Regions from separate parts of the Mus musculus genome. Here region 1 is linked to region 2. Evidence: chromatin contacts called from ENCODE POLR2A ChIA-PET data. All regions are on one chromosome and are shown on one strand. Each heading gives the region's core, a stretch centred on a gene start or an enhancer-like site at or near the end of the contact. The rest is flanking DNA. Distances are from core to core; before and after follow the strand shown. Region 1 holds the start of 1700102P08Rik (RIKEN cDNA 1700102P08 gene). Region 2 holds the start of Nicn1 (nicolin 1).

Region 1 (7,197 bases), core at 51-2,550, 100 kb before region 2:
TACATGTACAAAAGACAAACATTAAAAAAACTTAGGGAAAATCCTTAAAGTATCAAACCAGACAAAACATTGCAAAGGCTTGTAGATCAGCGGGAGTGCCTGCCCCAGCATGTGTGAGGCCTTGGATTCAGTCCTTCGCACTACCCACAATTTAAAACTAGCTCAACACCTATTACCCTTTGGTACAGTAGTTTCGATGACTGTTTGGAAAATAACCAGGCTTTCAACCTAAACACATAAAAACTGTTTGCCGGCCCACATTCTAAAAACCATGAATTTCTTGTGTACAGTCAACGCTCCAAAGAGGAGGCTAGCTTAGTCATTAGATCTGAGATCTTCAACTTTTTTGTTTGTTTGTAGACAGGGTTTCTCTGTATAGCCCTGGCTGTCCTCGAACTCAAGAAATCTGCCTGCCTCTGCCTCCCGAGTGCTGTTTGTTTGTTTGTTTTTTTAAACAAACAACGGTTTCTAGAAAGCTATCGAATTAAAATCACCTTAAACTATCTTTTCTCCAGTCTTCCCCATCACCTGCAGCTCTCCAAAACTGTCTGTCACGTGCCAAAATGGAAGACTGCATCAAGACATTTTCCTTGCTGGTCAGAGGTTTCCTTTTGGGGTATAGAGGCTGCTGAAGTTTTGAATTAACCGGAATATGGTGTGTCCCGAAGGCCGGGTTCTCACTCTCAGGAGCACACGAGGCACCAGAGTATGGGGCAGCAGAGGGGCAGGCAGCCAGTGGGTTTCTGCAGAGGAGCCTGTGTACCGGCTGGGAGGTGAGCGACGGGGCGTCCAGCCTCTGCTGGGCTGTGCACTCCTGAGAATGCCTGACTCCTTCAAAGGCTCGGTCTATAGCAGCAGTCAGCTCCTTTCTGCATCTTCGTAGTTTTTCAGACATTTCCCTAAAAGCGACCATGCTTTCTTTTATTAAGTGATAATTGTAAATGCACGGAGCAACGGGAAAATGATGCTTCTATACAGGAGGCTGGGATTCAACCTCGATTTCGAGTATGACCTACGGTTATACAACATCATCCTTCGTTCTTTTCCTCGGAGGGGCGGATCACCCGCCATTCTCAGAGGACCCAGGGTCACGGGATTCTCAGAGGACCCAGGGTCACGGGGGAGGGCCCGAGACGCCCCGCCTCACCGCCCAGAGCTTCCTTAGCCTGTAGGCCGCTAAGCCTTTTCCCTCCACCCACTACTGCGCCCAGTTGCTGTCTGGGCCCCCAAACTATGGCCAGCCTAGACAGGACGGGGCCCCGTTGAGTCCTCACCCAGCCGTTGCCGCACAAGAGTGCCCAACGGTCACTGAGTCCACGTTCCAAGACCAGCGATTCCCAACCCCCACCTACTAGGTTAAAGGTCGAGGTGAAGACTCACATGACCCCAATGGGAACAAAGGCCCTAGAGCTGGCCTGTTAGGTTGCCGGCTTTGCCACTAGGGGAGTAAGGGAAGGGTTAAGGAAGAGAATCCGGTCTGGAGAGGGTCTATTACCGAAAAAGTATTTTCTTAAACCTTATTAACTAGAATGTTTGGAGATCTGAAAAATACCCATTGTGTTCTTCTGAAGCTAACGTGGAGAAACAATGCCACACACTGCACCCAGTTTTATGAATAGACTTCTTTTAAGGGAGAGCTAATGAAAGTTCCACATAGAATCACTTTATCAAGGGCAGTGGGGGACAAAACAGAACTTCTAGGAGTCTGTGAGAAACTGAAAACAATAGCCCAATACTAACTTCATTTCATAACCGGGAAGGCGGCTGGAAAATTCTGAGAGAACAAGAGAATAGAAACGGGTTTCAGAGACAGTTTAGAAAACTATAAGCCCATCTCAATGAACAGCAAAGAACTAGAGGACAACATCAAATTTGCTGGAGGCTTGGTTTACTGTGGCCAGACTACTGGGGTGAGCAGTGTGGGCACCAGAATCCAAAACCCAGTTCGGAGCAGCCCTGCAGGTGGGTCTTCATGGCTGCACCATGCTCATTGCAGGGTCTTCCTCTCCACTCTTTGGAATCCATGAGACACATGCCACTGTGCACCAAACCCCAGCCCACAATTGAGCTCCACAGGTTTTTCTCTCACCACCCGTTTAAAAGAAAAAATAATCCAGCCTCTTAACATAGAGCCCTTCTCAGAAAGCAGGGTTTCTCTTTCCTTCCTCTTCTCATAAAAGGAGGTAATGTCCTCATCTGGTTTGAGATTGATATGAGCAGTCTTCAAGAGTGCCACAGATATTCTCCTGGGGGAGGATGCTGGTGTTGGGAGGGTGGCAGGGTCACAGAGGCCACATCAGTTGGTGTCCATGTTGTAAGCCTCCTCATCCCCCATGCCCTGGTGTGAGCTGCTCAGCTTCACCCCTCCATCAGAACCGGGGAAACTGCCGAGCGAAGATGTGCTGGAGCATTCGTCATCCCGACGCTGATAGAACAACACGTAGGCGGCTTTCGTCTAAAACACAAGGAATGGGGTCCATTCACTGATAATAAACTCACCCCACCCCTTTCCTAGCACCTGTGATCCCAGCAAGGCGAGGGGGGCCTGACAGGAGGATTCTTTTTCCAAGGTCAAGGCCAGCCTGGGCTTCAGAGTGAAACCCTATCTTAAAAAAAAAAAAAAGCAATCTTAAACTGAATGTGGGGATGGATATCTGTAATACCGGCACTCAAGAAGCAGAGGTAGGAGAATTACCCTAAGTTTGAGGCTACAAACTTACAAAATGAGTTTCAGAGCAGGCAGAGATATAGAGATACTATCTCAATAAACAAGCACACTCACTGAGTGACTGAGTGGACAGCTGTACTCTCGGGAACCTGCCACCTTTATTTATTAGCTGCTTCCTGATGCCCCTGCCATGGCTCTAGCAAATGCAGATAGATGCACTGTGATACCTCTAGGAAAACTGAGCTTCTCCGTTAGGAAAGATCTAGGATGAATGGCAGTCCCCTCTGCTCCACTCAGAGCCCTAGCAGATAAGGAGGTAACCGTCTGGCTTGAGGGAACCTTTTCGGTTGATTTGTTGAGAGCCCAGGGAGGAGCAGGCACCTGGGAAAGTACTCACCACTATCTGGTCCTCAGAGGCCAGGGACACACTGCTATCATCAAAGTAATACCATTTCCCGTTCAGTCTGTTCTTCGCATATGCAGTGTCTGCCAAGTTACAAACAAAATGCTCTAATGGCCACCAAAAAAAAAATAATCTTGTAACCTTATTAGGTTAGCACTAAATACTCGCACATACTCATACCCAAAATGTTAACACTAAAACTAAGAATAATGTATACCCAGTGTGGATCCACTCAGGAACCAGAGACAGAAGTACTACTCCCAAGTTCAAGGCCATCCTGGCCAAGTCTAGGTAGGTTGCACAGTGAAACCACATCTCAAAACAGAAAACCACCACCACCAGATTATAGAAATAATTTTTAAAATATGCACATACATATAAGTAATGATCATTTATAGTCGATAATTTATAGTTCTTTTTATTTCTTCCCCAGAGGTTAGGGGATCCAAACCCAGGGCCTTGTACTTGCTAGGCACACACTCTGCTGCTAAATAAATCCCCGGCCCCTATGGCTCATGGTTTTGTACATTTTGTTTGTTTTTGGCTTTTCAAAACACAGTTTCTCTGTGTCCCCCGGTGGTCCTGGAACTCAGAGATCCTCTGCCTCTGCCTCCCACAGAGATTAAAGGCGTGTGGCACTGCAGCCCAGTGGAAATAATTCACCATTTTTTCCAACCTGGGTCTTTCAGACAAACTTGAAAGGGTGAGCACAGGGTGTCCTATAATTTTGGGATGCTAATCAATAAAACCAGCCTACTTAATGTTAATATTTAAAATAATTTTAAATTTAATTTTTAAAAAAGATTTATTTATTATATATAAGTACAATATAGCTGTCTTCAGACATTCCAGAAAAGGGAGTCAGATCTTGTTACAGATGGTTGTGAGCCACCATATGGTTGCTGGGATTTGAACTCGAGACCTTCGGAAGAGCAGTCAGTGCTCTTACCCGCTGAGCCATCTCACCAGCCCTTAAATTTAATTTTAAAAGCTGTGTGTGTGTGTGTGTGTACACGTGCCATGGTATTTGTGTGTGGAGGTTAACGCTGTGGGGTGAGTTCTCTCCCTCTACTTTTTTAGAGTTCTTGGAATTGAACTCAGGTCACCAGGCTTGTGTGGCCAGGATCTTTACCTGCTGAGCCACCTTGTCACGCTAGTGTGTATTTCTGAAACTCTGTGGACCACACTGGCCCTGAACTCAGATCCACCTGCTTCTGCCTCCCGAGTGCTGGAATTAACCGCAGATGCCACCACACTCAGACTTGTCTATTTTTAAATAAAGATTTATTATTTGATTACATGGAGGGTACTGACAGGTGTCACAGAGTTCCAGGCAGTTGTGAGCCACCTGACCTAGGTCCTGGGAATTAGCTCAGGTCCTGTAAAGAACAGTGATCCACTACTGAGCTTTCTCCCCAGCTGCCCTGGTGTCTATTTAATGACTGTGATCAGTGCTGGAGACATAACACAAGGAAAGGGCATGCGCCTGAGATTTTCATCTGAATCTCTAACATAGATGGCCACGAGTATAATCCAGAGCCACAGAAGGACTCAGAGAGCTGACGCTGCTAAAATTAAAAAAAACAAAACCAAAGCAGAAGGCTCCACCCCCATCTCCACAGAACACCCGGTGCCTGTGGAGCCAGCAGGGGCGCTTTGGTCAGGAAGGCAGTGCTCCCTGGTCTGCAGAGCTGGGTGTGCACATTTTCTTCTCTCCACAGCTGTGACTGAACCTCTGGAGTGGATGGGGCTGCAGGTGAAGCTTGGCGGCCACACTACTTACCTAGGATGCACAAGGCTCTAAGTCCCATCCCAGCACTGGGGAGTGAAACAATGCCCCTAAAGCAGGTTCAGGTGTAACTAAAACACAGTTTTAGTGAACCTAAATGTTATAGAAATTCTGGGTAATAGAGAAAAGAAAAAAACGTACTATTTTCCCAGATATGGAGATGTGTACCTGTATCTTAGCACTTAGGTGCCTAGGGTGGAAAGAACGTGGGTTCAGGACCATCGAGGCCTACCTAGCAAGTCACAAGCCTGCCTGGTCTGGATGTGAGGCTCTGTCTCAAAACCAAACCAAAAGTAAACTCATTTTGGCATCTCTCCTTCCCTTGCATTTTCTCCACGTTTTGGTTTTGCAGCGCTGCGATACTTCTGTGATTACAGTCACTAATTTTGTGTAGTTGGGTGAATTATTAGGGACGTCTCTTTAACATTAACTTTCTTTGGAAACGGTTAAGAATTCTTTTCCCGAGTACCTGAACCACAGTGCCCCGCTCGGAAACACTGGTCTACAGAGTGAGTCCCACGACAGCTGGGGTTACACAGAGAAACCCTGACTTGAAAAACCAAAATAAACAAAGAGAACAATGTTTTGTCATGTCCTGGCTCTAGTAGAGTTTCCAGAGTAACCCAGAGTGGCGGCTCACACTGTGCCAGGAAAGTAAGGCCACCCTGGCTGAGCTACATGGTGAGCCCCAGGCCAGCATAAGCGATCAGCAGGACTGTCTTGATCGTTACCACCACTGAGGAAGGTAGGGAGGAGAGAGGGGCTGGGAAAGCCCAAAGTCGGAGACTGAAAACAAGCCAGGTGCTACGTCAGGGCTGGCATCCAGGAAGAGGCTGAGGCACAGTAGGTAGGGCGTTTCCATACCTCAGAAGGAAGCAGATGCCAATACTTACAGTGACCAACCCCCATGGCTCCATAGTGATTGGACACAGCAATTAGGTCATAAACATAAGGCCTTGCTGACCGGTCACAGACAAACTCGGACATGTTCAGAGCTCTGAGTGAAAACATAATAGCCCATAAATATGGTAAATTCAAAAGGTCAGTGTAACCCAGCACCCCCCTCACCCCACAGAACACTAAACTATGCGAGAAGACTAGGCCAAGGCACAGTGATGGTTTGTGGGAGCAGAAACTGGGAGAAGGCTGTCATGGTGCTATCATACCATGAGGTTGAAGCGGGGTAAAAGATGCCAAAGAGGAATTCAGCATCTGCACGCGAAGGCTGAGACTAACCACAGTGCGAACAAGGCCATAGGAATTTAAATGTCAGACAGGCCCTGGAAACCTTTACTGTATTTTGAAATTTTCTTTTGTTAAGTTTCAAACCTGAGGCAAGCCACTGACATGACTGGTATCTATTGATTTTTCATGGTCAATGCAAGCCTCTAGGTCCCTTTAGTCCTTTCTCAAGGGCCCATTTAACCCTGAAAATTGCACGGCAGTCTAGAATAAATGTTTTGCCTGTTCACCCAGGGAGTGGCTGTTGCGGCTTCTTCCCTGTGCCCACGGCAGGGTCAGGGAAGCTCCCAGCCTCCCTGTGGACCTTAACTAGGATTAAAAGTTTTATAGGGCTTTAATTTAAAAATTGTAAATTTTAAGGCTTAACCTAAATGGATAAAGCTGCAAAATAGTGACCTTACATAAACTAACAGTTAAGAATAATTAAGACATGCAAGTTCATGGTCAGTCACCTTATAAATGATCAAATTCTTTAATGTGTTCAGAAGTATACTTGTAATCATGCTAAGTACTACAGTAATTATAGGAATAAGGTTCCTGCATGTTTTCAAAGTTAAGCAGAAAACAAGTGACCAGAGACAGAGTGTGTTTGTTTAGGTACAGTTAACAGGTGGTCCTCAAACACTTCAGAGATCTGCAGAATATGGTATTTAAAATGTTTAATAAGAAAAGTTTTTCATGACAGAGAGACAAGTCGGCTCCTAGCATCCTCCCAAGAAGATAATGGGCACAGAAGACCATCCCCCCAGGCTTACTCTAAATGCAGCAAAGCAGGCCACTGGGCCAAACACTGCCCTTCACCTTGACTGTTCACAGCAGTGTCCAAACTGTGGACAAGCAGGTCACTGAGGAGTCGACTCCCTCTTTGCCTAGACAAGTAGGCCAGTTCCCCCAAGCTCCTACTGTATAGGAAAGTCTGTCAGACCGTCTATGCCTGGTGGCTACAGAGCCATGCCGCCCTCCACTGACCACGGAGGAGCCTAGGGTGACCTGGATCTCTGTCACTTTTTAAATAGATTTGGAAGCTGCTTGGTCTATACTTCCTGCTTACTCAGGTGAAATTTATCTTTCTCAGGTCTCTGGTGCTGACCACAA
Region 2 (7,466 bases), core at 4,694-7,193:
AAGTGTACTGAGGACCATTGTTCCCTGAACACTGGACTATGGTAATTACCCTGTCAGTGGGGCTTAACTATGATCCTGTAGGTGAAGACAGGACCTTCAAGAGGGCTGACTGCAGAGATGCAAGGTAGCTACCAAAGGTGGCCAGACTTTCCCAGAAAACTGTTGCATATACTCGTGTCCAATTTTCCAGATCTGAGACACCTTGCAGCACGGCTTAATAATACTGCCCGGGGACGAAGCCAGGAAGGACTAGAGGGAAACAATCTGATCACAGGAAAGAGCAGTAGTCTTCCTCATTTAGTGGTTGCTCTGGGGTAATGGAGGGCCTCAGCCTCAATGAGTGTCAGTGAGACGTTGGCTTGGACGCACTCCCCCAGGGCTCTCTCAGCACCCTGAGCATGACGGGCAGAAGCAACTGAGAGAAGGGACAGGGATCGTTGGATGTACTTCATGCTGAATCTGATGACAAATAGTCCGAAGGGAGGACTCGTGCTCTGGCCCCAGCTGTGCCAACAGCACCTACCCAGAACTGACACAGAACACTTTTCAGGAGCAATTGTAGGGACTTAAGCACTCAAGCTCCCAGAAGTCTCATCTTCGCCTCCCAGGCTGGAAGCAGACAATTTCAAAGAGAGCTATTTTCTTTCTCTCCTTCCTTCCTCCTCTTTCTTCCTTTTTTCTTTCTTTTCTTTCTTCCTTCCTTTCTTAGTATGGAGTTTCACTATGTAGCCCTGATTGGCCTTGGGATTCAGTGTGTAGACCTGGCTGATCTTGAACTCACAGAATGCTAAGATGAAAGGTGTGTGCCATGCCTGGCTCTAGGACATTTTCTTTTCATGGATACAATACAAAAGGACAAGGGCTACTAGCAGAAGCAGAGGAATGAATAGAGGGTATGTCTTCCTCAAGCTTCCCAGGTCATGAGTGTCAAAACAACAGTGGCTTCCTTGCTACAAGTGACAGGTTTATCTCAGCAATGGGGGGAAATGGTAGCAGACTGGGGTGTTCGTGTTGGCAGGACAAGCAAGAGGAGCTCAAGGATTCTAATTAGAACCGGTGAATTCTGAGAGGAAGAGACTGAATTTACATGTCAGACAGTCAGAGACAGAAGTGCCCCCACTAGGAATTCATGCTAAAACAACTGGATGGGTATCAAGAATTCCCAATCTGCAGATTTTTGCCCAGATAGAACTTGGATGCACAGGGAACGGCCTCTGGTGGCCAAACCCCATCTAGATGGGCACAGAAAGCCAACATCTCACGTAGAAGCTGCTGTTCATGTGTAGGAGAGTAAATTCAGATCATAACAGCCATCCACCTGCAACACAAGAAACGATCAGTGTTGAGCCGCTCAAAGTGATGGAAGCAAGGGGGAGGGACACTGTTACTCACGTCGAAGCGGCCGATCCTCGTGGAAGTGTGACTAGCCCGAATCATCTCTGTCAGTGCCCACATCTGCTGCACCTCAGAGGACACTCTGCTGGGATCTGGGAGACCCTGCTCCAGAAGGAAGGAACATGGTCATGAATCTTTCCCCAGAAATGCCCTTAGATATATATAAGCTATGGAGCACTGCAGATGAAACCAGTAACATTCCCAGATAACTTGAAGAACAGTTATAGCCTGATGGTCATTAAGCAAGACCCATGCTTAAACCAGGGATGACTCAAAGCCCACAGAGCTCCCAAGAAGACATTGAACCATAGGCCCTAGGTCCAGACCCAAATGTCTGTGGTGTTGGGTAGTAAGTATTCTACCACTGAGCTACATTTCCAGGTAGCCCCAGGATAGCCAGAGGCCCACTTTTTTTGTGCTCTAGACATTAGAACCATGTATATGTGGTTAATACCCAGTGTTAGAGAGCTTACCTCAAGGCGGGGAGCAGGCTGCTCATTGGACACTGGGTGGGAAAGCCACTTGGGGAACGCCAAGGAGGGGCTCTGCAAAGCAAAGGCATAATGACCTCAATGAGGCAGAATCTAAGAGCTCTGGCACCTGGGAGCAAAGAAAAGGACCCTTGAGCCTAAGACACTGGGAAATCCATGTTCAGAACCATAACATCAAAGGGACCCTCATAAAACTCTCCTTTTATGCAGAAGGGGAACCCAGGAACATAAGCAACAAAAGTAGTGAGCGGTCTCAAAGGCCAGGGGATTCTGACACAGAACGTCAGTCACATCTGATCATGGACTCCTGCATTCATACTCCAGCTTCCATGAGGGCTTCCTTCAGAGTCTCACTATCCTTGCTTGTGACCCACCCCAGTGCCCCATCTCTCCTCGTCAGAGCCAGAAGCTTTTACAGTAAAGGGTTAGTCAGTAGGTTTTGCAAAGTCACTTGCCTTTGGTCCCTGTTGGTAGATCTGCAGTTCCTCCACTGTGAAAGACAGCCACAGTGGTGATGGCTGCCGCAGAATCAGACGCAGCTCCAGCACTCTGTTCATGTCACACAGCATCTGACACACATACCAAAGGACCCACTGAGCAGGGCGTAGTGGTGCACACTTAATCCTAGCACTGGGGAGGCAGAGGCAGAGGCAGGAAGCTCCTTTCTCTGAGTTCAAGGCCAGCCTGGTCTACAAAGCAAGTTCCAGGATAGCCAGGGCTACACAGAGAAACCCTTTCTCACAAAACAAATACATAAAAGACCCACTGAAGACCTAGCTCGTTTACCAAAAACCTCCCAATCTACAGTAAAACCAAATGCTTCTCCAAGTCTAAATGAAGGACAGAACAGTGGCCCCTCCAAAGTACCAGCCTGAAAGCCATAGTCCAGCCCAGTTTTGCCCGACTCTTTCCTCCTGCTTTTCTGCTCAATCCATAGGCAGGAAGTCCCCATCCAGTATTCCCTGGCCATGCTGAGGCCCAGCTGACCTGGTGCTTGAACAGTGATACATAGTCCTGGGCTCCCTCTTCACTGTGTGGGTCAGGCATCAAACAGTAATCCCGAAGACAAGTTACCCACTTGGCTGCTGTGTGCATGGAGCTTTGTTGACGAACACGGATGCTCAAGAAAGCTGTGTAGTAATTCTTAAACATGATCTCCTGCAACTAGAATACAAACGACACAGTGACATTGTCTCTTCTTTTTAGAATGCACACTTTTTTTTTTTTTTTTTTTTTTTGGTTTTTTGAGACCGGGTTTCTCTGTATAGCCCTGGCTGTCCTGGAACTCACTTTGTAGACCAGGCTGGCTTCGAACTCAGAAATCCGCCTGCCTCTGCCTCCGTGGAAGTGGGATCCCTGTGCTGGGATTAAAGGCGTGCGCCACCACCGCCCGGCTAGAATGCACACTTTTGCTAGACAATTCAACAATTACTGTGGCCCAAATGCAATTTTGCTTTCCTAAAAGTGCTCACAGATCTGTAAGTCATTCAAACAAACCATCCCAACATATCTGAGATGGCATCGGAGGTCAGAACCTTAACCCCGAAGAAAGCAGAAAATGGACATGTGAAACCTGGATGAGCTTGCTAAGTGGACCAACGAAGATAGGTAAGGTAATGTATTGGGCTGAGGATGTGGCTCAGCTGGTGCAGTGCTTGCCTTGGTTAGCATGTTTGCAGTTCTACGCTAGATGCCCAGTAATACATAAACCAGGCCTGTGATGTATACCTGTGATGTATACCTGTGATGTATACCTGTGATGTACACCTGTGATGTACACCTGTGATGTACACCTGTGATGTACACCTGTGATGTACACCTGTGATGTACACCTGTGATGTACACCTGTGATGTACACCTGTGATGTACACCTGTGATGTACACCTGTGATGTACACCTGTGATGTACACCTGTGATGTACACCTGTGATGTACACCTGTGATGTACACCTGTGATGTACACCTGTGATGTACACCTGTGATGTACACCTGTGATGTACACCTGTGATGTACACCTGTGATGTACACCTGTGATGTATACCTGTAATCCAGTGCTTGAGGGGTAGAGGCAGGAGGATCAGAAGTTCATGATAAGCTTCCCCTATTCTTGGCCACTCTGGGATTTTTGAGATCCCCACCCCTCCCAAAAGTAGCAAATTTTAAAAAGTACCAGAGTGAGAGAACCTGAGTATGTCCTTTAGCCTGGTACTAGCAGAAGTTCTCTCCATCTCTCTCTCAGAATTAGCAGATTTAGACCAGAATAAGAATAATTGTAGGAACTGGGCGTGGTGGCGCACACCTTTAATCCCAGTACTCAGGAGGCAGAGGCAGGCAGATCTCTGAGTTCGAGGTCAGTCTGGTCTACAGAGTGAGTTCCAGGACAGCCAGGGCTACACAGAGAAACCCTGTCTCGTAAAACAAACAAACAAACAACAACAACAACAACAAAAGAGGGCTGGAGAGATGGCTCAGCTGTTAAGAGCACTAACTGCTCTTCTGAAGGTCCTGAGTTCAAATCCCAGCAACCACATGGTGGCTCACAACCATCTGTAATGAGATCTGACGCCCTCTTCTGGTGTGTCTGAAGACAGCTACCATGTACTTACATATAACAATAAATAAATCTTTAAAAAAAAAAAAAAGAATAATAGTAGGGCCGGGCAGTGGTGGCCCACGCCTTTAATCCCAGCACTTGGGAGGCAAAGGCAGGCAGATTTCTGAGTTTGAGGCCAGCCTGGTCTACAGAGTGAGTTCCAGGACAGCCAGGGCTACACAGAGAAACCCTGTCTCGAAAAACAAAAAGCAACAGCAAAAAAGAAGAATAGTAGGATCCTGCACTGGAGGGGTTTGGGGAGCCTAGAGTACCAACTGCCATAGCAGTAGTTTCCATCTCGATGCACACCAGCATCACCTATGGAACTTAAACAAAACAAAACAAAACACACAAAAGCACAGATATCAGGACTAGAGAGATGGCTCAGCAATGAAGAGTACTTGGTGCTCTTGCAGAGGACCAGGTTTGGTTCCCAGCACCTACACGGCACCTCACAGCTGTTCATAACTCCAGTTCCAGAGGATTCAGAACCTTTTTCTGGCCTCTACTAGTACCAGCCATGCACAAGGTATATATGCAGACATGCAAAAACAACACTCATAGATTTAAAATAAAGCTTTTTTAAAATAAAAATATTAAATAAGTAAATAAAAATATAGATGTCAAAGATCCACCTCAAACACACTGACTCAGATTTTCCAGGGTCGGATCAATTAACTAGGTTTCCCCAGATTGTTGGGAAGCAACATCTTGCGAGAGAATGACATATTGTAATACAAAGCACATAGAGCCAAGAGGGTGGGTAAGGGAAGGATGCTATGCCATTAGAGGTAGCCTTTGTCCTGTGTTGAGGTCATGCAACGCCCTGTCACTGTCAGTTGAAATGGAAGAACAACTAGGGATTGGAAACAAGTCACCAGGAGGACCTAGATGAAGGCTAGGTTGCACCTGACCTGTGGCAGGGGCCACTGGAATGGTACGTTTGCATCATTGTTTGACGATTGCAGCTACGGCCGAAATCAAATATCCTCTCACTTGTACTGAGATTCAAATTGTAGTTCCAGTGATATCCTGGGCACTGGGAAGAGATGCTGAAGAGGATAGGACGGGAAACTCTAGTCTATTTAATAAAGCTTATTAATAAAGACTGTAAATGCTTCTGAATAGGCCCAATTCGCAAAAGCAAGAGACACTGTAGAAGCTGTGTAAATGCCTAGGAAACGCCCAAGTTACTAGGTATTCCCCGCCCAGAAGCCTTGATCGCTTATATGGGGGGTTGCTCACCTCGAAAGGCGCGATGTTGGGAAAAGTGACATCGACGACCAGCACGCCAGGCCGACCTTGAGAGGTCCTCATGTCGCCCACTTGCAGGGCTACAGTGCTTTTCACATGACAGGGCACCAACACACGGGACATGATTTGGGAGATTACAACCAAGCAAAATCACCGCTCACAGTCTCCATCCAACCACTAGCTCTTATTGGCGTCCCTTATCAACCAAAAGAACTACAACTCCCAGGCCACATAACGTTTGTAACAGTTCAGCCAATCACCGATGATCAGGGCGGGTCAAGAGTCGGAAATGTCAACGGAAGTTCTTCTTCAACCAATCATCCTCGCGTCTGTAAGTCCCTCCCGGGCTGCTCCGGGCAACCGTCGAGCCGTTCTTTATCCAAAGGATCCAGAATGCTTTGGGCTGTCTTATCCCTCACTTAAATTCTGCTACTTTATTAGGTTAAGATGTATAAAACAATCAGGCGTTTAGTGTCACTCGCTTTCAATCCCGGCACTTGGGAGGCAAAGGCAGGCAGGTCTCCGAGTTCGAAGCCAGTCTGGTCTACAGAGAGTTCCAGGACAGCCAAGGATGTTACACAAAGGAATTATTTCTCCATAGCATCCACAAGATCCATCTGGGTACAACCCGAGGTATATGGCAACTTAAGGGATATGGCACCTTTTCCTGACCTCGGAACTATGGTATTTTTAAAACTACAAACCAGATCAGGTATATTGGTGCAAGCCTTTAATCCCAACATTGAGGAGGCAGAGTCAGAAGCAGGTGAATCACTGAGAGTTTAAAACCAATCTGATTTACAAAGAGAGTTCCAAGCCAGTCCTGTCTCAAAAACAAACAAACAAACAAACAAAGTGGGGTCACAAGGTATTGATTCACTCCTGTAATCCCACCAAAATTGTAAAATTTAGTTAAGAAATAAAATGCCAGGCATTGGTGACACTTTAGTTAACCCAGCACTTGGAAGGTAGAAGCAGAATCGGTAAGATCAGAGGTTCAAGGCTAATCTCATGAATGTAGTAGGTTTCAGGTTAGCTTGGGCTATGTGAGGCCCTAGCTAAAAAAAAAAAAAAAAAAAAAAAAAAAAAAAAGCAAAACAGTCAATAAATTGATTGACCGGAGAAGAGGCAAATACTTGGTTTGGGATTTGTTTATTTTTTGAGACAAGATCTCACTACAGATGTAGATGAAGCAAACCTCAAATTCAGAGAGATCCATCTGCCTCCATAATTCTGGGATTAAAGGTATGTGTTATCATGCCAACCTACCAAGTTTTCCTTTTACATTTTATATTGAGGCATTTGGGAACATTAAAGAATCTGAGGTGTATGGTCAGGAATTTCAGTCCATGCAGCAGGAGAGATGGCTTAGCAGTTAAAAGCCCCTGCTACTTTTCCAGAGAATGAAGTTTAGTTCCCAAAACTCCCATCAGGCTCCAATGAATGCCTGTAACTTAAATGCTCTCTTCTGGCCTCTAGGGAAATTTGAACTTATGTGTACATACCCCTACACAGCCCCTTGTGCATTGCGTACACATAGCTTAAAATTAAACCTAGCAGTGGTGGTACACACTTTAATCCCAGCACTCAGGAGGCCGAGGTAGGTAGATCTCTCTGAGTTTTGAGGTCAGCCTGGTCTACAGAGCAAGTTTCAGGACAGCCAAGACTACACAGAGGCACCCTCTCTTTGTGTATGTGTGGTGGGAAGAGGGATTCCTGGGAAATGATCCAGTG

Evidence for each region. ChIA-PET counts read pairs that join two places held with the same protein, here RNA polymerase II (POLR2A).
Region 1: POLR2A ChIA-PET joins it to region 2 with 19 read pairs in embryonic stem cell. The contact joins the promoter of 1700102P08Rik here to the promoter of Nicn1 in region 2. POLR2A ChIA-PET finds 5 or more read pairs at or near these places in 3 of 5 experiments (Patski and embryonic stem cell).

What each region holds. Positions count from the first base shown.
Region 1 is chr9:108,386,937-108,394,133 of GRCm38, reverse strand. 1700102P08Rik (RIKEN cDNA 1700102P08 gene) reads right to left here and starts at 1,300. Exons shown (of 4, transcript NM_053216.2): 1 at 1,275-1,300; 2 at 495-899. The coding sequence starts at 895. Usp4 (ubiquitin specific peptidase 4 (proto-oncogene)) reads right to left here. Exons shown (of 22, transcript NM_011678.2): 20 at 5,754-5,857; 21 at 3,066-3,154; 22 at 1,605-2,455. The coding sequence ends at 2,297.
Region 2 is chr9:108,288,920-108,296,385 of GRCm38, reverse strand. Nicn1 (nicolin 1) reads right to left here and starts at 5,943. Exons shown (of 6, transcript NM_025449.4): 1 at 5,724-5,943; 2 at 2,874-3,050; 3 at 2,342-2,455; 4 at 1,869-1,940; 5 at 1,393-1,497; 6 at 1-1,318. The coding sequence starts at 5,855. The coding sequence ends at 1,277.